Linked DNA regions of Homo sapiens: region 1 is linked to region 2. Evidence: chromatin contacts called from ENCODE Hi-C or POLR2A ChIA-PET data. All regions are on one chromosome and are shown on one strand. Each heading gives the region's core, a stretch centred on a gene start or an enhancer-like site at or near the end of the contact. The rest is flanking DNA. Distances are from core to core; before and after follow the strand shown. Region 1 has its middle 56 kb from the start of XIAP. Region 2 has its middle 32 kb from the start of THOC2.

The links. Hi-C counts contacts between places; a loop is a spot of excess contacts on that map. ChIA-PET counts read pairs that join two places held with the same protein, here RNA polymerase II (POLR2A). Pooled maps may share reads with other maps.
Region 1: a pooled map shows a loop between it and region 2 (5-fold over the local background). The contact joins two enhancer-like sites. A Hi-C loop is called at or near these places in 1 of 168 maps with a recorded cell type or tissue (Calu3) and 8 of 50 pooled maps. POLR2A ChIA-PET finds 5 or more read pairs at or near these places in 12 of 52 experiments (A549, A673, B cell and 9 more).

Annotation. Positions count from the first base shown.
Region 1 is chrX:123,800,256-123,807,509 of GRCh38, forward strand. No RefSeq gene overlaps it. Among named protein-coding and RNA genes, the nearest start is that of XIAP, 56 kb to the right of the region's middle. Within about 2 kb of position 3,281, at least 5 of the 41 ENCODE cell types and tissues checked have a DNase peak (open chromatin) inside an H3K27ac peak, as active enhancers do.
Region 2 is chrX:123,761,457-123,768,795 of GRCh38, forward strand. It overlaps the pseudogene MEMO1P4. Among named protein-coding and RNA genes, the nearest start is that of THOC2, 32 kb to the left of the region's middle. Within about 2 kb of position 3,680, at least 20 of the 41 ENCODE cell types and tissues checked have a DNase peak (open chromatin) inside an H3K27ac peak, as active enhancers do.

The DNA.
Region 1 (7,254 bases), core at 2,031-4,530, 38 kb after region 2:
ATATTCCGTGGCGGTCCCCTGGCATGTTAGTGGTAGTTTTTACCCTTTTCTAGACAACGTCTGTTTCATAGTCCATGTCTGTCACTGACCTAACTAATGGCTGACTCATGCTATGATTTAGAACTTGTGTGGGCTGTGCATCGTGAGTTCTGGGCAGGTTTTAAGTGTCCTTGTTAGAGACTCCCTATATTTCTTTTTTTGTTGTTAGACAGAGTCTCGCTCTGTCGCCCAGGCTGGAGTGCACTGGCGCGATCTCCATTCACTGCAACCTCTGCCTCCCAGGTTTAAGTGATCCTTCCGCCTCAGCCACCTGAGTAGCTGGGATTACAGGCATGCACCACCATGCCCGGCTAATTTTTGTATTTTTAGTAGAGACGGGGTTTTACCATGTTGGCCAGGCTACTCTCGAACTCCTGAGCTCAAGTGATCCACCCACCTTGGCCTCCCAAAGTGCTGGGATTAAAGGTGTGAGCCATCACGCTTGGCTGAGACTCCCTATAGTTCTTCAACAGGATGGAGAGTTTTCTGAAGTATTAATGGTATGACTGAGGAGATCCTGTTTTGAAAGCAAGTCCTGAGTCTTGGGGTAATGCAAGTGGAGGGATACGAGCAGAATCTGCTTAGGGAGGGTCGCAATGGTGGAGATATGGTCCCCAGCTTGTATTAAGGAAACAAAATGTCTTCTTTATTGAAGAAAGGGACAGTATAGTTTTTAGTAAGAGTCCAAACAGAGCCTAGGCATGTGTACCACTCACCCCAAATAATCTAGGCTGTCCACCATTTTTTTTTTGAGACCGAATCTCGCTCTTTGGGAGACCGAGGCAGGCAGATCACCTGAGGTCAGGAGTTCGAGACCAGCCTGGCCAACATAGTGAAACCTCATCTCTACTAAAAATACAAAAATCAGCCGGGCGTGGTGGTGCATGCCTGTAATCCCAGCTACTCGGGAGGCTGAGATAGGAGACTCGCTTGAACCCAGGAGGCGGAGGTTGCAGTGAGCTGAGATCATGCCATTGCACTCCAGCCTGGGCGACAGAGGGAGACTCCGTCTCAAAAAAAAAAAAAAAAAAAAAATTAGGCAGGCGTGCTGTTGAGCACCTGTAGTCCCAGCTATTCAGGATGCTGAGGTAGAAGAATTGCTTGAGCCCGGGAGGTCAAGGCTGCAGTGATTTTGTCACTGCACTGCAGCCTGGATGACAAGGTGAGACTCAGTCTCAAAAAAAAGGAAAGAAAGAGAGAGAGAGGGGAAGGAAGGAAGGAAGGAAGGAAGGAGAGAGGGAGGGATGGAAGGAGGGAAGGAGGGAGGGAGGAAGGAGGGAAGGAAGGAGGGAAGGAGGGAGGGAGGGAAGGAGGGAGGGAGGGAGGGAAGGAGGGAGGGGGAAAGGAAGGAGAGAGGGAGGGATGGAAGGAGGGAAGGAGGGAGGGAGGAAGGAGGGAAGGAAGGAGGGAAGGAGGGAAGGAGGGAGGGAGGGAAGGAAGGAAGGAAGAAAGGAAGGAAAGAAAGAAGGAAAAGGAAAATTTAAAGTTTGCCAATCCTTATGCTAGAGAACTGTTCCCATTTGTTCAGCTCATCTGGAAGGATAATAGATGGCAAAAAATAGCATAAAATTTAGTTTGTGGCCATAATCCTCACAACAACCTGTTGATGTAGGGTGACATTCTCATCACATTCACAGATGAGGAAACTGAGATACAGAGAAGTGAAGTGACACAGCTAGTAAGTGCCAGAACCAAGATCTGGCCCCAAGCAGGCTGGCTTTATAGACTGGCTCCTATCTACTACAGAGAACTGTCTCCTTTGTAGAGCAAGGCTAGACATGCAGCCTTTATACAGCCTCCACCCTGCCAGTGTTATCACGATTCCGGAGTTCATTGAGGCCTCAGCTGGACTAAAGCAACATGCTCCAGTGCAACATCTGGACCCTTGCAGACAAATAATTGCACTATTCTTTACATCCTGTCTAAGTTCCCTTGTCACATCTGTGAGGAAGGCCTCCCTGTTCTACTTTCCTCAGCCATACTCTCCACACATAGAAAAGGACAAAGACTTAGCTACTTAGGAACATCACTTGGCTGCAGTGAGCTATGATTGTGCCATGCACTCCAGCCTGGGTGACAGAGCAAGACCCTGTCTCTAATAAGAAAGAACAAAGAATTTCATAAGTAATACTTATTCATTCACTATTATTAAATTCTAGCATTTTCTTCTATCTGCTTCAGAATTTCGTTTATTAAAAAATAAAATATAGGCCGGTCTCGGTGGCTCATCCCAACACTTTGGGAGGCCAAGGGTGGGGTGGATCACGAGGTCAGGAGTTCAAGACCAGCCAGGCCAACATGGTAAAACCTCATCTCTACTAAAAAAATTAATAATAATACAAAAATTATCTAGGCGTGGTGGCACACACCTGTAATCTCAGCTACTAGGGAGGCTGAGACAGGAGAATCACTTGAACCTGGGAGGCAGAGGTTGCAGTGAGCCGAGGTTGCACCACTGCACTCCATCCTGGGAGACAGAGTAAGACTTCGTCTCAAAAAAAAAAAAAAAATTGGCCAGGGCGGTGGCTCACGCCTGTAATCGCAGCACTTTGGGAGGCCGAGGCGGGCGGATCACGAGGTCAGGAGATTGAGACTATCCTGGCTAACACGGTCAAATCCTGTCTCTACTAAAAATACAAAAAATTAGCCGGGCATGGTGGCAGGCGCCTGTAGTCCCAGCTACTCCGGAGGCTGAGGCAGGAGAATGGCGTGAACCCAGGAGGCAGAGGTTGCAGTGAGCCGAGATCAAGCCACTGCACTCCAGCCTGGGCGACAGAGCAAGACTGCGTCTCAAAAAAAAAAAAAAAAAAAAAAAAAAATTAGCTGGGTGCCGTGGCAGGCACCTGTAATCTCAGCTACTCGGGAGACTGAGGCAGGAGAATCGTTTGAACCTGGGAGGCAGAGGTTGCAGTGAGCCCAGATCATGCCATTGCACTCCATCCTTGGCAACAAGAGCGAAACTCCATCTCAAAAAAAAATTAAAATTAAAATTAAAAAAATAAAAAATAATAATACTAAAATATAGCCCCAGTTGAAAATCCCTGTTCACTTCTGTATCTCTTTTCCTTCTCTCTCCAGCGGTAACCACTATTCTGAAATTGGAGCTTATCTTTCCTGTGCGTGCCAGAACTCTTAACTAGCCTGCCTTTTTTTTCTTTTTAAAATTTCATCATCCAGCATAGGCAAGAAATACTAGCTTTTCAAGTTCATATAGTCTCTCCAATCATTTTCATCCCTCCTCTGATGAGATATCCTTTGAACCTGGTTGTTTGGAGTTCAGTGTCTTTGTTCATGGTGATCTTAATCTATTCATAAGAGTGGTTGCCAGGCAAGAAAGGGGGATGGAAGTAAACAGAACTAGTGTCACGTCTGAGTCATTAGTCGGCCACAATTAAGTGCTTCCTATCTCAGTCTGTGACATCCAGCTGCTACTCACAGGGCCAAAGCAAATATAGCAGGGGCACTTCCTATGAGGGCCTTTGTTTAAGTGGTGTTCCAGAGTGCATGCTGTACTGGGTAAGGCAACCCACAGCAGATGAAAACATCTTGATCAAAGGGATGAGGAAGGAAGGAAACCAGAAGTCACAAGTAAGAAGCAGTGACAAGCATTGTCTTCCAAGAATCATCTTCAGTTTTCCAAAAGGAATAAGTTTAGGCCTGATGTGGTGGCTCATGCCTATAATCCCAGCACTATGGGAGGCCCAGGCCGGCAGATCACTTGAGGTCAGGAGTTCGAGACCAGCCTGGCTAACATGGTGAAACCCCATCTCTATTAAAAATACAAAAATTAGGCAGAAGTGGTGGCTCACACCTGTGGTGCCAGCTACTCAGGAGGCTGAGGCAGGAGACTTGCTTGAACCTAGGAGGCGGGGGTTGCAGTGAGCCAAGATTGGGCCACTGCATTCCAGCCTGGGCAACAGAGCAAGACTCCGTCTCAAAAAAAAAAAATAGTTTAGGGGTTACAAGATGGTAAGGTCAGAAACTGGTCAGAAAATGAAAGGCAAGATAAGTTGAGGCAAACAGCTCAAGACCTGGGCTGAACTGAAAAAAGAGGAAAGGGCATGGTGGCTCAGGCCTGTAATCCCAGCACTTTGGGAGGCTAAGGTTGGTGGATCACCTGAGGTCAGGAGCTGGAGAGCAGCCTGGCCAACATGGGGAAAACTCGTCTCTACTAAAAATACAAAAATTATACGGGCGTGGTGGCATGTGCCTGTGGTCCCAGCTACTCAGGAGGCTGAGGTAGAAGAATCGCTTGAACCCAAGAGGTGGAGGTTGCAGTGAACCAAGATTGCTCCACTGCACTCCAGCCCAGGCAAGACAGCGAGACTCCAAAAACAAAAACAAAAACAAAAAAAAAAACAAGAGGAAAGAGTAATAGGGACCTATGCTGCGTGTCCTTTATTGATTTGCTCCTCTAGATCCACTCTCTTTTTTTTTTTTGAGACAGATTCTCACTCTGTCACCCAAGCTGGAGTGCGGTGCCTCGATCTCAGCTCACTACAACCTCCGCCTCCTGGGTTCAAGTGATTCTCCTGCCTCAGCTTCCTGATCAGGTGGGATTACAGGTGCGTGCCACCACGCCCGGCTAATTTTTATATTTTCAGTAGAGACGGGGTTTCACCATGTTGGTCAGGCTGGTCTCGAACTGCTGAGCTCAGGTGATCCACCCGCGTTGGCTTCCCAAAGTGCTGGGATTACAGGTGTGAGCCACCGCGCCTGGCCTAGATCTGCTCTCTTCTCTGTTCTGTACTCTGGGAGACTGACCTATGTACATCACATCAGTGAGCTCCATTGCCTCTGGCTTCCAGCTGGGTTGGTTTGTTTGTCTGTCTGTCTGTTTGTTTGTTCTGTTTTGTTTGAGACAGAGTCTCACTCTTGTTGCCCAGGCTGGAGGGTAATGGCACAATCTCAGCTCACCGCAACCTTCGCCTCCAGAGTTCAAGCGATTCTTCTGCCTCAGCCTCCCGAGTAGCTGGGATTACAAGCATGCACCACCATGCCTGGATAATTTTGTATTTTTAGTAGAGACGGGGTTTCTCCTTGTTGGTCAGGCTGGTCTCAAACTCCTGACCTCAGGTGATCTGCCCACCTTGGCCTCCCAAAGTGCTGGGATTACAGGCGTGAGTCACCGCGCCCGGCTTCTCCAGCTGAATTTGGTCAGTGGGGAGGGACTGGCAAGGATTTTCAGAAAGGGCAGAGAATGAAGTTAGGGTACTTATTCCCTAACTTTTTTACTGAGGGGTTTCCAGCAGGCTGGCTGGCCCTTTCTCTCACCTGAATGAAGGTCATAGTTCCTCCTGTGAATTAGCCCTTTCCATACAATATTTGCTCTTCTCCAACCCAAGTGCAAGAAATCACCCCCTTCCTTTGCTTCCTACTTTGTTAAACCTGGGTTCTGCAATATAACTTATGGATTCTCTACATCCTATATAAATGTTGTAAATAAGCCGGGAGCGGTGGCTCACACCTGTAATCCCAGCACTTTTGGAGGCCGAGGCAGGTGGATCACTTGAGACCAGTAGTTTGAGACCAGCCTGGCCAACATGGCGAAATTCTGTCTCTACTAAAAATACAAAAATTATCCAGGCTTGGTGGCACAGGTCTGTAATCCCAGCTACTCAGGAGGCTGAGGCACGAGAATTGTTGGTCCTGGGAGCTGGAGTTTGCCGTGAGCCAAGATCTCACGCCACTTCATTCCAGCCTGGGTGACAGAGTGAGACTGTGTCAAAAAAATAAATAAAAATAAAAAAATAAAATAAAAAGCAAATGTTGTAAATAGTTGTTTTATTCAGTGCTTCTTTCAAAAAAATTGGTTAGGCTATCTGTTCCTACTGGACTTTAACTGATCCAGAACTCCTTTTTGTATTACTGAGAAAATTCCTTACAAAATAATTCCATTACTTCTATTAATAACAACTCATTGACTTTCAATTCAAGGAAGAGATATATAAAAAGACACTCTAACTAATAATGTTGTGAAACCACAAAATGTTTACACCCAAATTTCCTAAAGAAATCATATTCAGGCTGGGCGCGGAGGCTCACGCCTATAATCCCAGCACTTTGTGAGGCCAAGACGGGCTGATAACTTGAGGTCACTAGTTCGAGACCAGCCTGGCCAACATGGTAAAACCCTGTCTCTACTAAAAATAGAAAAATTAGCCAGGTGTGGTGGTGCATGCCTGTAATCCCAACTACTCGGGAGGCTAAGGCAGGAGGATTGCTTAAACCCAGGAGGCGGAGGTTGCAGTGAGATGAGATCTCGCCAGTGCGCTCCAGCCTGGGCAACAGAGCAAGACTCCGTCTCAAAAAAAAAAAAAACCAAAGCCAGGCACAGTGGCTCACGCCTGTAATCCCAGCAATTTGGGAGGCCAAGACGGGCAGATCACCTGAGGTCAGGAGTTCAAGACCAGACTGATCAATATGGTGAAACCCCATCTCTACTAAAAAATACAAAAATTTGGTGTGGTGTGGTGGCTCATGCCTATAATCCTAGCACTTTGGGAGGCCAAAGCAGGTGGATTGTCTGAGCTCAGGAGTTCGAGACCAGCCTGAGCAACATGGTGAAACCCCATCTCTACTAAAATACAAAAAAAGTAGCCGGGCGTGGCAGCATGTGCCTGTAACCCCAGCTACTTGTGGGGCTGAGGCAGGAGAATAGCTTGAACCCGGGAAGTGGAAGTTGCAGTGAGCTGAGATCATGCTATTGCACTCCAGCCTGGGCAACAGAGGGAGACTGTCTCAAAAAAAAAAAAAATTAAAAAATTACTGGGTGCAGTGGCTCACACCTGTAATCCCAGCACTTTGGGAGGCCAAGGTGGGTGGATCACCTGAGGTCAGGAGTTGGAGAACAGCCTGACTAACATGGAGAAACCCCATCTCTACTAAAAATACAAAATTAGCCGGGCGTGGTGGCGCATGCCTGTAATCCCAGCTACTCAGGAGGCTGAGACAGGAGAATTGCTTGAACCCAGGAGGCAGAGGTTGCAGTGAGCCGAGATCACACCACTGCACTCCAGCCTGGGTGACAGAGTGAAACTCTGTCTCAAAAAAAAAAAGAAAAGAAAAGAAATCATATCCAGAACATTGAGTTCTAAGCTCAGGAATCTTTAATATCTTTTTAATTTTTTTATTTTTATTTATTTATTTTTTTTTTGAGATGGAGTATCGCTCTATCACTCAGGCTAGAGTACAGTGGCACAATCTCAGCTCACT
Region 2 (7,339 bases), core at 2,430-4,929:
CCAATTCAGGCTGGTGGGACATCCTTGCTCCACAAGGTTATTCAGTGATCCATTACTATCCAGCCATCTACTGGGGTATTGTGCTCATCTGAATGGTTGAAGCTAAATTACAGTTGTACCTATATTATAGCCTGTGGGGAGCAGGGTGGGAGAAAAGTCTAGGACAAGCAATTTCCTTTTAAGCACTTGAGGGGTACATTGAAACCTATCTCTTCTGTGCATATTCTACTGGTGCAAACATGGTGATGTGGCTGCAGGTATCTTTAAGAAAAACTGGAAAATGTAGTCTGTCTCAGTCATGTGCTTTAAAGCCGAACTTCTGAGGAGGAAGGGGAGAATAGATTTTGGAGGACAACTAACAGTCTTCTACACATACCACTTCATTTTCTTGTCTTATTGGATTGTTTAGAACATACAAAACAATGTTGAATAACAGTGGTGATAGCATCCTTCTCTCGTTCCTGATTTTAGTGAAAATGACTTCACATTTTCATTTAATATGTTTGCTGTTGAGTTTCGGAAGTCTTTATCATGTTTAAATAGTTTCTTTCTTTTTTTTTTTTTGAGATAGAGTCTCACTCTGCCGCCCAGGCTGGAGTGCAATGGCATGATCTCGGCTCATTGCAACCTCTGTCTCATGAGTTCAAGCAATTCTTGTGCCTCAGCCTCCCGAGTAGCTGGGGCTACAGGTGCATGCCACCATGCCCAGCTAATTTTTGTATTTTCAGTAGAGACAAAGTGGTTGGCCAGGCTGGTCTCAAACTCCTCACCTCAAGTGATCTGCCTACCTTGGCCTCCCAAAGTGCTGGGATTACAGGCGTGAGCCACCGTGTCTGGCCTATAGTTTCTTTTTAATTTCTATTTTACTTTGAAGTTTTATTAGAAATGGCTGTTGAATTTTTGATGCTTTTTCAGTTTCTATTGACATAATAACATGAGTTTTCTCCTTTAATTGCTTCAGGTCATGAATTATGTTAATAGACTTTTTGGAGTCTCACTATGTTGCCCAGGCTGGAGTGCAGTGGCCATTCACAGGTACATTGATAGTACACACTACAGCCTTGAACTCCTGGCCTCCAGCGATCTTCCCACCTCAGCTTCCTGAGTAGCTGAGACTACAGGCACATATCACCATGCCCAGCAATGTTAATAGATTTCTTAATGTTGAATCATTTTTGCTTTTCTTTATTTTTATAATTATAATTTTGTACAGGCAGGATCTTACTACATTGCCCAGGCTGGTCTCAAACTCCTGGCCTGAAATAATCCTCCCACCTTGGCCTCCCAAAATGCTGGGATTACAGGTGTGAGCCACTGTGCTCAGCAATTTTTTTTTTTTTTTTTTCTTTTCTTAAATAGACCCTACTTAGTCATGGTATATTATTCTTTGCTACACTGCTAAATTCAGTTTATTAATATTTTATTTCGAATTTCTACATGTATCTTTTGTGCAAATATTATCATATTTTAATATATTCCCACATGTAAGGCTATGCTAGCTTTACAAAATAAATTTCGGATCTTTTCATCTTTTTCTGTGGTCTGAGGACTGGTGCCTGTCCCTAACGTGTTACCATCTATGATGAGATAAATACAGAAATTGAGAGGGTTTAGAAATTGTTATAGCAATTTAACATCATTATGACATCCAAGCAGTGATCATCGGACTCATCAATGAGTAATGTATTCAGGTTTTGTAATTATCTTATTTGTCCCTATGTTATTTTTTATTTTTATTTTTATTTTTGTATTTTTTAGTAGAGACGGGGTTTCACCGTGTTAGCCAGGATGCCAGGATGGTCTCAATCAATTTTTTTTTTTTTTTTTGAGACGAAGTCTTGCTCTGTTGCCCAGGCTGGAGTGCAGTGGTGGCACGATCTTGGCTTACTGAAACCTCCACCTCCCAGGTTCAAGTGATTCTTCTGCCTCAGCCTCCTGAGTAACTGGGATTACAGGAACGTGCCACCACACCTGGCTAATTTTTGTAATTTTAGTAGAGATGGGGTTTCACCATGTTTGCCAGGCTGCACTCGAACTCCGGACCTCAGGTGATCCACGTGCCTCTGCCTCCCAAAGTGCTGGGATTACAGACATGAGCCACCGTGTTCAATTTATTTTGATTTTTTTTAAGTGTTTTTTTTTTTTTTTTTTTGAGATGGAGTCTTGCTCTGTCGCCCAGGCTGGAGTGCAGTGGCTCAATCTCAGCTCACTGCAACCTCCGTCTCCCGGGTTCAGGTGATTCTCCTCCCTCAGCCTCCTGAGTAGCTGGGACTACAGGCTCGGGCCACCATGCCCAGCTATTTTTTGTATTTTTAGTAGAGACAGGGTTTCACCATGTTGGCCAGGATGGTCTCAATCTCCTGACCTCGTGATCCGCCCACCTAGGCCTCCCAAAGTGCTGGGATTTACAGGCATGAGCCACAGCGCCCGGACTATTTTGATTATTTTTTAAGAAAATTTAATTTTATTTCTGATTATTCTAAAAATTTGAAAATTGGCCTTGCACTTTATGTCTGCGTATTATTTAATTTTTCTAGTCTTTTAAATTAAAATTGGCAAAAGTAGTCCAGGCACGGTTCCTCATGCCTGTAATCTCAGCAGTTTGGGAGGCCAAGGTGGACAGAGGCCAGGAGTTAGAGACCAGCCTGGCAAACATGGCGAAACCCTGTCTCTACTAAAAATACAGAAATTAGCCGGGTGTGGTGGCGCACCTGTAGTCCCAGCTTCTCAGGGGGCTGAGGCATGAGAATCGCTTGAACCCAGGAAGCAAAGGTTGCCGTGAGCTATGATCGTGCCACCACACTCCAGCCTGGGTGACAGAGCGAGACTCCGTCTCAAAAAAAAAAGGAAAAGAAAGAAATGGCAGAAGTATATGTCCACAATAATTCTAAGTTTTAAAAAACTTGTTCTTCACTGCAGATATTTTGAAAAACACTATCTAGAATGGACTAGATAACATTGAAGTTATTTGTTCTTTAAAGGTTAGCTAAAATTGGCCAGGAGCAGCGGCTCACACCTGTAATCCCAGCACTTTGAGAGGCCGAGGTGGGAGGGTCACTTGAGCTCAGAAGTTCAAGACCAGCCTGAGGAACATAGTCTCTATTTTTTTTTTTTCTAATCAAAGCATTAAAAAAAAAAAAAAAAAAGGTTAGCTAAAACTTAGCTAAAACCCAACTAGACCTGGTGACTCTCCATTCTCTTCTGTGGTTATTGCTCTTTTCAGGTTCTCTACTTCTTGGGTCAATTTTGGTAGTTTATAGTTTGCTAGGAAACCAGTCATTTCTTCTACATATTCACATTTGTTACCCACAATAGTTTCTTAAAATTTTTATCATATGGCTGTGTTTTTATCGACTTGCTCATTACTAATATTTTTCCCTCCTTTCCCCTTCTTTCCTTCTTTTTTGTTTTTTTCTTCCTACCTTAGGCTAGCTGACAGTTTGTCTATTTTATTAGTCGTTTCAAAAAAAAAAAAAAGCCAAAAAACACCTGCTTTAGGGGCTGGGTGGGAGGGTCCAGTCCAGGGTAGAAAACTGGGTTAGTTGAGAGTCGGCAGATGAAGCCAGTGTGAGCCGAAGGAAAGGAGCGGCGGAGGCGGCTCAGCGGACTCAGCCCTGCCAAGGAGAATTCCTAGGGCGGGACCTAGAGTTTTCCGGGCCCCATCTTCCGACGTCGCCGCCCCGGATGTCATCTTATCCTCCTTTGTCTCCGCCTCCCCCCTCTCCTCCTCCCGCGCTGGGCTCGCGGTGCCTGGTTCCTCTTGGAGCCGCTTCTTCCGCCGCCGCCGCCGCCGCCGCCGCCGCCGCCGCCACTCGGTTCATCCTCCTGCACCAGATGGCCAATCGAGTGATCAGGCTGTACACAGTGGTAGTCAGTCTCAGGACCTCAACTGAAAGCACAGCTAGAAGGGCGACTTTCACAGGGTCGGTTAACAAAAAGATTCTAGAGCCATTATCGCACTCCATGGGTCTTTTTGTTGCTGGTGCTTATGGCCTTCCCATCATGTGTTCCCTGTCGATGTGCACTTTCTGGTATGGATAGACACAGGACACCTCTGTATGACCTCCCTATTGAGCAAAAGATGTATGGAGAATCAAAAATTGAACACAGTATGACATACATTGGCCTTATATTGTTAAAGCCATGGAGAACCATAAGGATGAGCTTACCACCATTTCTGTACTGGTTGGAACTTTCAGTGAGTCAAAAGAAGAGGAATACAGGAAACTCTACAATACGTAGCTAGTGCAGCACTATCCAATAGAAAGATAACATGAGCCAAAAATGTGAGCTATGAGTGTCATTTTGAATGCTCTTGTAGCTACATTAGAAAAAGTTAAACAGGTAAAATAAATCTTAATAGATTTATTATTATTATTAAGTCTCGTTCTGTGGCCCAGGCTGTTGTGCAGTGGCACGGTCTCAGCTCACTGCAACCTCTGCCTCCTGGGTTCAAGCAATTCTCCTGTCTCAGCCTCCTGAGAAGCTGGGACTACAGGTGCATGCCACCACACCTGGCTAATTTTTGTATTTTTAGTAGAGACGGGGTTTCACCATGTTGGTCAGGCTGGTCTCAAACTCCTGACCTCAGGTGATCCACCCACCTCAGCCTCCCAAAGTGTTGGGATTACAGGCGTGAGCCACCGTGCTCGGCCAAATCGTAATAGATTTAATATTATATATCCAAAATAGATCATAATCAATTAATATGAAAAATATGAGATATTTTACTTTTTTTTTTGCATTCTAAGTCTTTGAAATCTTGTCTGTTTACACTTACAACACATTTCCAATCAGATTAGCTTCGCTGCATTCCAGGTGCTCAATAACAACCACCATTTCGGACAGTGCAGTTTCTTCTATTTCTGCCATTGAGGTCAAAAGTTCTGGACAGTTACTCTGCTCAATCTTTAGGAGAGACTTAGAAATATATTGACTATCAAGCCAGGCACGGTGGCTTACGCTGATTTTGATCTTGGGGGACACTCAAACCTCAAACTAATAGAATGTTCTCTTGTTTTCTAGCAGGAGTAGCCCTTTTAAAATATGAATTGATTACAAATTTCTTCCTCGTTTAGGGCAGTGGAAGAAAGGCCAGCATGAAAATATGTTGATTTACAGTTCCCACCATGGCAGGCAGCCCTTTAAATGCTACTTGTTTTTTGCCTAATATATAATTTAATAGATCCTAAATATCCACTCTTTGAAAATTTGTGCACATGTATTCCACTTGAACAATTTTGCAAATTGCACAGAGACACAAAACGGTGGAAGCATTAATAGGTTGAATTTACTTTTTTAAAAGCCAGCTTTTGGGTTTTGGCTCTACGCATTTTTGTTTATTTTTGTGATAGAAACAGAGAGGCATTACTCAGATCCCACTTCATGAAGGCTCTCACTGTCCAGCTTCAAGGAGTTTGGTTAGCTGTTACTGCCATCAGCTGTTAGTAGCTCCAAGGTCAGACCACCTCAGTTTTTGAGCTGAAATCATCCTCAGGATGCCCATGGCTAATGATGGAGCAAAAGGAGGTATTGGGATATAGCCTTTTCTGCTCAATGCAGAACTCATCTGATGGACAATCTTTGCTCCAGAGCTCCCCATTGGACTGACAGAGACTTTCTCAGGTCTACATTGCAGTCGTACAACACCCCCTTCCCTTTTTTTCCGCAGACATTACTCCTCTATAAACCTTTCGTACCCTTAACTCCCTAGTATCTGTTTCCCTGACAACCCAACCTGTGACGAGTTTCTAGTTCACTCATTTGAGCTTTATCTTTCATTAATTCCCTATTTGTATTTTCTTTTGGATAATTTTGTGGCTTTGCAACTGTGTTTATAGTATATTACTCAGTGTACATATTTTCCACTTTTAATAATAAGAGCATTTATAGTGGAGTATTGCAAACTGCTGGATTTGAATGCTTTTAGGACAGTCATGTACTCTCCAATTCTCCATAGGCCCTTCCTCTACCTATTTTTACATCTAACCACTTCCTACATCTACATCACCTACATAGGCCCTGGACACATTTGTGATTCCTAATGTAAAGCTATACATTTTCTTCTAAATAGAGCCTTAGATGATCCCATAGGTTTTGTTATAAAGCATTTACCTTTTTGTTACTTCCTAAAAAATTTATAACTTCTGTCTTGATTTTCTCTTTTATCTAGGAGTTTTTTGGGGATTTGTGGGGTTTTTTTGTTTGCTTGTTTGTTTGAGATGGAGTCTCTCTCTGTAGCCTAGGCTGGAGTGCAGTGGCATGATCTCAGCTCACTGCAACCTCTGCCTCCCGGGTTCAAGTGATTCTCCTGCCTCCCAAGTAGCTGGGATTACAGGCGCATGCCACAACGCCCAGCTAAATTTTGTAATTTTTAGGTAGAGACAGTGTTTCGCCATGTTGGCCAGGCTGGTCTTGAACTCCTGGACTCAAGTGATCCACCTGCCTCAGCCTCCCAAAGCTCTGGGGTTTTGTTGTTGTTGTTGTTGTTTTGTCTTGTTTTTTAGAGACAGGTTCTAGCTCTGTCACCCAGGCTAGAGTACAGTGGCACAATCACGGCTCACTGCAGCTTTGACCTCCCAGGCTCAAGCAACCCTCCCACATCAGCCTCTAAAGTACAGGAATGCACCACCATGCTTGGCTACTTTTTTTTTTTTTGGAGATGGGGTCTCACTATGTTGCCTAGGCTTTGATCTTGAACAAAATTTTTGTAGAGACAGGAGTCACGCTATGTTGCCCAGACTGGTATCAAACTCCTGGTCTCAAGCAATCCTCCCACCTTGGCTTCCCAAAGCACTGAGAGTACAGGCACAAGCCATTGCACCCAGCCGTGATCTAGGGGTATCTAGGAGACTGTTCCTCAGTTTTTAAGTAGTAAAGATATTTTGACCATCTTCAATTATTTATTTTAAATTTTACTGGATTATAATGAGAATGTGTTGCCTCTACAAATCTCTGCTTCTTTAAATTCATGAAGTTTTCCTCTGTGAAGAAGCACACAGTTGATAGACATTAGAACATAATTTACATTAAAAATTTTTTTTCCGAGTTCCCAAGACCTGGAAAACAAAATAGTTTACATTTTAAAATGCGTGTGGAAATATACATATATATGATTATATGTTGAACTTGTTTGTCACATTATTCAGTCATCTATTTTCTAGCTTATTTTTCATCTACTTGATCATTCAAGTTCTGAAGGAGATATATTATAATCTCCCATTATGGTGGTGGTTTTCTATCAAAATCTTCTTGGGTTTCTGAGAGTTTGCTGTAAATATTAAGCTGTGATACTTCAGTACATAAAAGTTTGTGATTCATCACTTCAACAAGGATTGAA